2 separate regions of the Homo sapiens genome follow, and region 2 is linked to region 1. A link is an interaction called in ENCODE POLR2A ChIA-PET data of the cell type or tissue named here. Cell type or tissue: OCI-LY7. All regions are shown on one strand. Each heading gives the region's core, and the rest is flanking DNA. Links, peaks and the distances in the headings are about the cores only. Region 1 overlaps LOC107986053 (a long non-coding RNA gene). Region 2 overlaps TBL1XR1 (TBL1X/Y related 1).

Region 1 (4,393 bases), core at 237-4,236:
AAAAAATTAAAATTAAACCCTAAAAACACCTTAATGTCCTCTGAGTTTCTGCACTATTCCTTCCAATGTCAAATAAAGATAAAGGAGAATGTCAAGGCATACAAATGTATTAATGATAGCTGAGTTCTACTCTGACTTATTTGCTCCTTCTGTATCTTCCCTGGTGAGCAATATCTGGCACATCCTTACACAAAGCCATCTTGCTTCCTAGCCCACTACATTATGCCAGTGTTACTTTTACTGCATTATTGTTATGGTTGATAACACTTTTTTTCTTCTTTTTTTTTTTCTTTTTTTTTTGAGATGGAGTTTCGCTCTTGTTGCCCAGGCTGGAGTGCAATGGTGCAGTCTTGGCTCACCACAACTTCTGCCTCCCAAGTTCAAGCGATTCTCCTGCTTAAACCTCCCGAGTACCTGGGATTACAGGCACGCGCCACTACGCCTGGCTAATTTTTGTATTTTTAGTAGAGACTGGGTTTTGCTGTGTTGGTCAGGCTGGTCTCGAACTCCCAACCTCAGATGATCTGCCTGCCTCGGCCTGTGAAAGTGCTGGGACTACAGGCATGAGTCACCGTGCCCAGCCCCAACAATTTTTGTTGGTAACATTTTGGATCTTTTTTATTTTTTCTTTTTTTTGAGACGAGGTCTTGCTCTGTCGCCCAGACTGCAGTGCAGTGGCGTGATCTCGGCTCACTGCAAGCTCCGCCTCCCGGGTTCACGCCATTCTCCTGCCTCAGCCTCCCGAGTAGCTGGCATCACAGGCGCCCGCCACCGTGCCCGGCCAACATTTTGGATCTTTTAAACCTTAAGTATTTAATGTTTTATAGGTCGATTCTTGTCTTTTTTTCTTTTCTTTTTTTTTTTTTTTTTTTTGAGACAGGATCTCATTCTGTCACCCAGGCTAAAGTGAAGTGGTGCAATCATGGCTCACTGCAGCCTCAATCTCCTGGGCTCAAGCGATCCTTCCACCTTGGCCTCCTGAGTAGCTGGGACTACAGGCGCACACTATCATGCCAGACTAATTTTTATTTTTAAATTTTTGGTAGAGATGAGGTCTCACTGTGTTGCCCAGGCTGGTCTCAAACTCCTGAGCTCAAGTGGTCTGCCTGCCTCAGCCTCCCAAAGTATTGAGATTACAGGCATGAGCCACTGTGTTTGGACTATAGGTTGATTCTAAAAGATGAAAAGTAATAAACAGCACTTAAGTTATCATGACTATGTAAATATTATTCACTGCAGAGATAAACAATGTGATGTATTTCCTGCTCTATTGTTCCAATATGACAACACTGGTAATAGTCAAAGAATGAATACAATGAATTCTCCCTGTTCCAATCTACCAAATGCTCAAAATCATGGCACATTTAAAAATATTAGCATCGCACCTTTTCTCACGGAGTTTTGTTTTTGTTTTTCCTGAAATTTTAATTACATTCCTCTCATTCTTTTTTACTGCTTTGTGTAAGAGTCTATGGCATAGATGCTCTATAATTTAGTTCACACTCCACTATTGTTGAGCATTTAGGCTGGTTTTTCATTTTTTCCTACTATGAATGATGCTTCAATGAATATCCTGCCCGTACATTTTTGTGTACATACAAATTTCTGTAAGATAAAAAGCTAGAGCTGGGTTGAAGAGAATATGCATTTTAAGAACCACTGACAAATAGCCCTCAGAAAGAGGCACTGCCATCTATATTCTCACCATCACTGTAAGGGAAGGTCTATTTTTTTTTTTTTCTTTGAGACAAGAGTCCCGCTCTGTCACCCAGGCTGGAGTACAGTGGCGCGATCTCGGCTCACTGCAACCTCCGCCTCCTGGGTTCAAGCGATTCTCCCTGCCTCAGCCTCCCGAGTAGCTGGGACTATAGGTGTGCGCCACCACTCTGGCTAATTTTTGTATTTTTAGTAGAGACTGGGTTTCACTATGTTGGCCAGGCTGGTCTCGTACTTCTGACCTCGTGATCCACCTGCCTCGGCCTCCCAAAGTGCTGGGATTACAGGTGTGAGCCACCATGCCGGGCCTGGTATAATTCTGTATAGTGTTTCTTAGACTCCTATTAATCATTTTGATTTTTGCCATCTATCTCATCGCTGTTTTAATTTTTTTTTCTTATTACTGAGGTAAAAAATCTCTTTGTAAGCTAATTGGCCTTTGGTATTTCCTCTGCAGAGCATTGATTTTTGGGGTTTTTTTGTTGTTGTTGTTCTTTTCTTTTCTTTTTTTTTTTTTTTTTGAGATGGAGTCTCGCACTGTCGCCCAGGCTGGAGTGCAATGGCGCGATCTTGGCTCACTGAAACCTCTGCCTCCTGGATTCAAGCGATTCTCCTGCCTCAGCCTCCCAAATAGCTGGGATTACAGGCACCCACAACTACGCCCGGCTAATTTTTGCATTTCTAGTAGAGATGGGGTTTCACCATGTTGGCCAGGCTGGTCTCAAACTCACAACCTCAAGTGATCCGCCCGCCTCAACCTCCCAAAATGTTGGGATTACAGGCGTGAGCCACCATGCCCTGCCTTTTTTGGTCTTTTTTAATGTTTAGGGTTCCTTATGTATTGTGAACATTAATTCTTTTTTGTGTTGAACAAGTTGTAAATATATTCTCCCAGTATATCAATTGTCTTTCAACTTCGTGGTGTCTTCTGTCAAAGAGAAGCTTTAATATTCATATAGTGAAAAAATCACTCTTTTAGGCCAGGCACAGTGGCTCACGCCTGTAATCCCAGCACTTGCGGAGGCCGAGGCAGGCGGATCATGAGGTCAGGAGTTCAAGACCAGCCTGACCAACATGGTGAAACCCTGTCTCTACTAAAAATAGAAAAATTAGCTGGGCATGGTGGCCTGCACCTGTAATCCCAGCTACTGTGGAGGCTGAGGCGGGAGAATTACTTGAACCCGGGAGGTGGAGCTTGCAGTGAGCCAAGATGGCGCCACTGCATCCAGCCTGGGCAACAGAGTGAGACTCCATCTCAAAAAAAAAAAAAAATCACTCTTTTTTTCCCTATAGGTTTTATACTTTGTGTTGCTTAAGATGGGCTTCCCTAGCCTAAGGTTAATAATCATGCTTTTCTCTGTGTTAGAAAATACCTTTATAGGTTTCTTTTTATATTTGGCTCTTTACCCCATCTAAAATGTTTTGTTTGTACATGATGAGGTAATTTTCTTCATTCTGTATGTGTGTATGACAAACTACAAATTCTCCAGCTCATGAGCAGAAAGGTGGTATGGTAACAACTTTTCCCTGCAATTCTTTTTTTTTTTCCTTTTTTGAGACAGAGTCTCACTCTGTCGTTCAGGCTGGAGTGCAGTGGCATGATCTCGGCTCACTGTAACCTCTACCTCCTGGGTTCAAGCGATTCTCCTGACTCAGCCTTCCAAATAGCTGGAATTACAAGCACACGCCACTAATGCCTGGCTAATTTTTGTATTTTTAGTCGAGATGGGGTTTCACCATGTTGGCCAAGCTGGTCTTGAACTCCTGACCTCAAGCGATCTACCCATCTTGGCCTCCTGAAGTGCTGGGATTCCAGGCGTGAGCCACTGCACCCAGCTTTCCCTGCACATTTTAAATTATCCCTCCCTCTCCTCTCTCTTTGTCTCCTACACTGAAGGCAACACTGGTCAATGTGTGACACACTTCAATAGGCCTTTCTAATGTTATGAATAATCCCAGCACCTACGAAATATCCATTTCTCTCTTTCTGTAGAAGCCACCATTAGGGCTTACCCATGTCTAGTTCTCCTCTCATCCTAGGGCACATGGAAGACTGCACTTCTCAGATCCCATGCTTAGTTAGTTGTGACTAATTCTGGCCAGTAACTTCTGAGAGGAAACAGTGCATCATTGACATATCATTTCAGGCTGAGGAGTGGAGCCCCACCTGATCTTACAGTTTCTTTTCTGAACTCTTGCCTTGGGACAATGGCGCCTGTGTATCAAGACACTGTAAGGAGGGCAGGTGACCTGCTGACCTGCTCAGATGACTTGGTGTAAGTGAGAAATAAACTCTTTTGTGCTAAGCCACCAACATATTTTGCTTGTTTGTTACCATATCAGAAGGCAAATGAGTAAAGTATGACACTATTTCCCAGTCAACCTTGATTCTGCTATTTTATTTTTTGGTCGACAGTTTACAAACTTTAATCCTTTATCATTTGAAACAAGTCATTAGCAAAGTATCTTGCAACTGATCTGAGAAATACCAATATCATTTATCCATTATTTAGCGATGTTAATTGTGCATAAACCCAGAACCAGGCTCTGTGAATAAGACGTGAGTACGAGAGACCTGGCCTGTCTCCTCATGGAACTTGGCAGGGATCTCACAGAGAAGGCTGTGCAGGGAGTGGTTAAGGGTGTGGCTTTGGAGTCAGATGCTCTACATTTGAAT
Region 2 (4,393 bases), core at 263-4,262, 55 kb before region 1:
ATATGTCCCTGGGCTTCCAAATTTCAACATTTAGTAAAACCTCTTCTGACCCTCCCCTAAATGCTAACCTTTTAATAAATTATTTCCAGTACTCTAATTATAAGGATGAACCAATTTAAGACTACCAGCTAATCATGAAAACATACCTAAGACAACAATCCACTCAACTATTTATTACGAACCTGCTAGGTCCTGTTCTAGGTAGCTGCAGACAGAATGACACATAAAATAGAGCCCCTCCCTGTTCTCATGCAGTTTAAATTCTGGAGGGACGTTTAAAAAAAAAAACAATGATCAAAGTTACTTCAGAGAGACAAAACTGCAACGTGGAGAATAAGGGTCTGATGGCTGAAAACTGCCGCGGGTGGGCAGTAATTTCAGTGTAACCTCTCTGAGGTGTTGGCATTGGAACTGAGAGGGAATGACATAAAAGAATCAGCTATATAACAATCTCAGGGCAGAGTATGAGGCAAAGAACAAAGTAATTAAGACGCTGAGACAGGAATAAGCTTGTTCAGTGGGTGTGGAGCTGGAATGGCTGGGCACGGTGAACAAGGTGAAACAAGATAAGGTTTGTGAGGTGGCCAGGGGCCAGATCGCACAGCAGAGTTTGGGGAGGAGGGACCCTCATAGGCTAAGATGTTTGAACTTTATACTGAGTGTGATCAAAAACCCTTAAAGGAAGGGGAAAGAGAAGAAAATGACATTTACTGGGCATCTAATATAGTACCAGATTTTAAAAATAAGTATAAATGTTTCTTCTGTGCACTCTATAAAACAATATAAGCATTCCCGGAAAACTTGACTTTACACAGTCACATGCTAAAAGTAACAAGCACTTTATGAGAAAAAAAAAGGAAGACCATCCCTATGCCACTTTGTAACCAAAATATTAACAAAGGCAATGTGAATAAAAATACAAATAAAAATGTTTAATATTAAGTTCCTAATAAAGATACAACTTTCAGGTGAAGGAAGCACACTAAGCAGGTAATTCCAGCACTTTGGGATGCCCAGGCAGGCGGATCACCTGAGGTCAGGAGTTCGAGACCAGCTTGACCAACATGGAGAAGCCCTAATTATACAGGAATCCAGCGATCTATTGGAAAAATAAAGGAGATGGGACCATATTTTAAGACAAGTTGTGGAAAAGGTTCCAGGATCAAACTGGGTAGGGTATAAATATTCTTCACCCATGGAACTGCTGTGGTTTCTTTTCTTTTATAACCTGATTATCAGTCAGGCGCAGTGGTTCACGCCTGTAACCCCAGCACTTTGGGAGGCCGAGGCTGGTGGATCACCTGAGATCAGGAGATCGAGACCATCCTGGCTAACACGGTGAAACCCCGTTCTACTAAAAATACAAAAATTAGCCGGGTGTGGTGGCGGGTGCCTGTAATCCCACCTACTCGGGAGGCGGAGGCAAGAGAATTGCTTGAAGCCGGGAGGTGGCAATTGCAGTGAGCCAAGATCACGCCATTGCACTCCAGCCTGGGCAACAAGAGCGAAACTACGTCTCAAAAAAAAAAAAAAAAAAAAAAAAGATACTTGGGGCTGTGAAGAGATGGGGGAGAATCGCACAACAACCCCCTCCAAAAACTTCAAAGACTAAAAACATGGCCAAACTAGGCCAACAGGAAGAATTCACAAGTGGCCACCATGGCTTGTTTCATTCAGCTCTTAGTGTACTTTGAGCTCGACTATTGTTACCTGATGCAAAACATGAATATGCTGGGGAAAATCACGTATGAACCAGAGCAATCTCCTTGTTGTACTGACATAATTCTCGTATTTACCAATTACATATGAGCCTATTCCGGATACAGACACACGCTGGAGCACAACCAAGTATTCTTTTAACTTACGGTATCTGTTTTATTCTAACTAAATTCTTAAGAGATAAGTCATGGCATTTTGCAAATATGGGAACTGAAGCTCAAGAGAGGCAGGTAAAATGTATCCAAAGTTTCTCCCAGGAGTGAAGCTAAAGGTTGCAGAAGTTATTCCTAAACCCAACCTCAAAGTTGCAACTACTCTTGGGAGGGCTTCAAACCAAGACCTTTAAATTCTACCATGTGCATTCACCATATTTATCAAAGACCATTAGCATGCTGTTATGGTTCCTGTCATTACCAGTTCTCACTTGTAACAAGTCACTTCTATGTTGATTTGTCAGAACAAAGGAGCCAACCAACCGATATATCTACTAGCAAAATACACATGAATCATCTGGAAGAAAACGCAAGAAAGGCAAATGAGGCTAGATAAAATGAGGCAGCTAGATTCACCAGCATATCTGACACAAAAAAGGGAACAAACCAAGTAGAGAAGCAACAAATTAAAAAACATACCCACTACAGGCTGGGTGCAGTCGCTCATGCCTGTAATCCCAGCACTTTGGGAGGCCAAGGCAGGCAATCATGAGGTCAGGAGATCGAGACCATCCTGGCCAACATGGTGAAACCCTATCTCTACTAAAATACAAAAAATTAGCCAGGCATGGTGGCACGTGCCTGTAATCCCAGCTACTTGGGAGGCTGGGGCAGGAGAATTGCCTGAATCCGGGAGGCGTGGGTTGCAGTGAGCTGAGATCGTGTCACTGCACTCCAGCCTGGTGACGGAGCAAGACTCCGTCTCAAAAAAAAAAAAAAAAAAAAAAGCATACCCACTACAAGAAACAGAGCCCAGAGATACAAAAGATTAAAGTACCTACTTTAATCTACAGACAAGTAAACAAAGGGTAAAAAAGGGAAAAGCCCATAAATACGTTCATTCCCCCCCCCCCCATTTAATAGTACCTTGTCTGTTTTAACAACATTCAGAGGAAAACAAAAATGTTACTCATTTAAATATTACTCTCCTTGGAGTTTTTTTAATCTGCTGACGACTTTTTTAAACTTTTATTTTTAAATATTTTTTAGAATATCACTAAAATACTGTTGCAATCATTTTAAGTTCAAAGTTTTAAAACCGAAAATCCTATATTCTCTGACAGTAAATTCTGGTTTCTAGAAAGTAGCTCAAAAACAAATGCGTCATCCTCTACTTTGGAAGGTTCCAAATGATAACAGAATCAAATCTACCAAGACCCCTCATCCCAACCAAATGTCTCTAAATACCAAGATCTCAGATTACCCTGGAATTTTTTTTTTTTTGAGACGGAGATTTGCTCTTGTCACCCAGGCTGGAGTGCAATGACATGATCTCAGCTCCCTGCAACCTCTGCCTCCTGGGTTCAAGGGATTCTCCTGCCTCAGCCTCTGGAGTAGCTACGATTACAGGCCACCACGCCCTGCTAGTTTTTTGTATTTTTAGTAAAGACGGGGGTTTCACCATGTTGGTCAGGCTGGTCTTGAACTCCTGACCTCAGGTGATCCACCCACCTCGGCCTACCACCAAGTACTAGGATTAGAGGCGTGACCCATGGCACTGGACCCCAGACCCGCTATCCTGGATATTTTCATCAGTGAGCTAGAAGTAGAGGATGTTGCCTCAGCTCACTCTGACAACTCGGTGTTGCCATCACCTACTCCCATTTCTTCCAACTCTGAACCTCCTCTATTCTCCAACTCTGTCTTGTCGCAACTCATTGTCATTAAATGAAAATCTGAACTGGCGCAGGTGTAATCTCAGCACTCTGGGAGGCCACGGTGGGTGGATCGCTTGAGGCCAGGTGTTCCAGACCAGCCTGGCCAACACGGTGAAACCCCATCTCTACTAGTAATACAAAAATTAGCCAGGTGTGGTGGCACACGCCTATAATCCCAGCTACTCAGGAGGCTGAGGCATGAGAATCACCTGAACCCGGGAGGTGGAGGTTACAGTAAGCCAAGAGCATGCCACCACACTCCAGCCTGAGTGACAGAGCCAGACTCCGTCTTAAAAAAAAAAAAAAAGAACGCCTCTGCCAGCCTACACTCAACAGTAGAAAACACGGGAAAATACAAGATGTCCCCATGCTAGATTGTGATAGATTCCATGCTAGCAGATCAGGAGAGGAGGAGGTCGGAAGAACCAATCTGGGCCACAGAATCACTTGTGCAACTGGTTTAAAGAGACAAAGGACACAGAGTATACACATCCTTTGACCTCTGAGGGAAAACCACAGTCAAAGAGAAGGGCAGCAGTAGATGTATGGACTGGGTATGCAAGACCATGAATCAGAAAAAAAGCCAGGCAAGAATCATATGCCAGTATCAGGTAAACGTAAGGGTTCAAGTTAGGAAAAAAAAAAAAAAACACACACATGATGAAGGGTCTAAAGAGACTGCAGAATACATAAATATCAGGAAGAAGTGGGCAAGCCCAAATAACACCCCAATTCAGGTTTAACTGCTACGGTCAGGCCAAGGTCTTTGAATCTTTTACCCACATTTTGAGTATATTCCTTGTT

The links. Peaks named below come from ENCODE experiments on the same cell type or tissue, not always from the same donor. Only the 100,000 strongest peaks of a DNase experiment are listed, where the experiment ranks them.
Region 2: POLR2A ChIA-PET joins it to region 1 with 10 read pairs; 9 of 35 experiments call an interaction of 5 or more read pairs at or near these places.

Annotation. Positions count from the first base shown.
Region 1 is chr3:177,233,064-177,237,456 of GRCh38, forward strand. The region is part of intron 2 of LOC107986053 (a long non-coding RNA gene); the gene reads left to right. Among named protein-coding and RNA genes, the nearest start is that of TBL1XR1, 38 kb to the left of the region's middle. In OCI-LY7, for the core only: no CTCF peak of the experiment used is centred there; no DNase peak of the experiment used is centred there.
Region 2 is chr3:177,177,599-177,181,991 of GRCh38, forward strand. All of the region lies in intron 1 of TBL1XR1 (TBL1X/Y related 1), which reads right to left. Among named protein-coding and RNA genes, the nearest start is that of TBL1XR1, 18 kb to the right of the region's middle. RefSeq lists a silencer at 3,883-4,177. In OCI-LY7, for the core only: no CTCF peak of the experiment used is centred there; a DNase peak (open chromatin) is centred at 2,223; H3K27ac peaks cover 1,017 bases.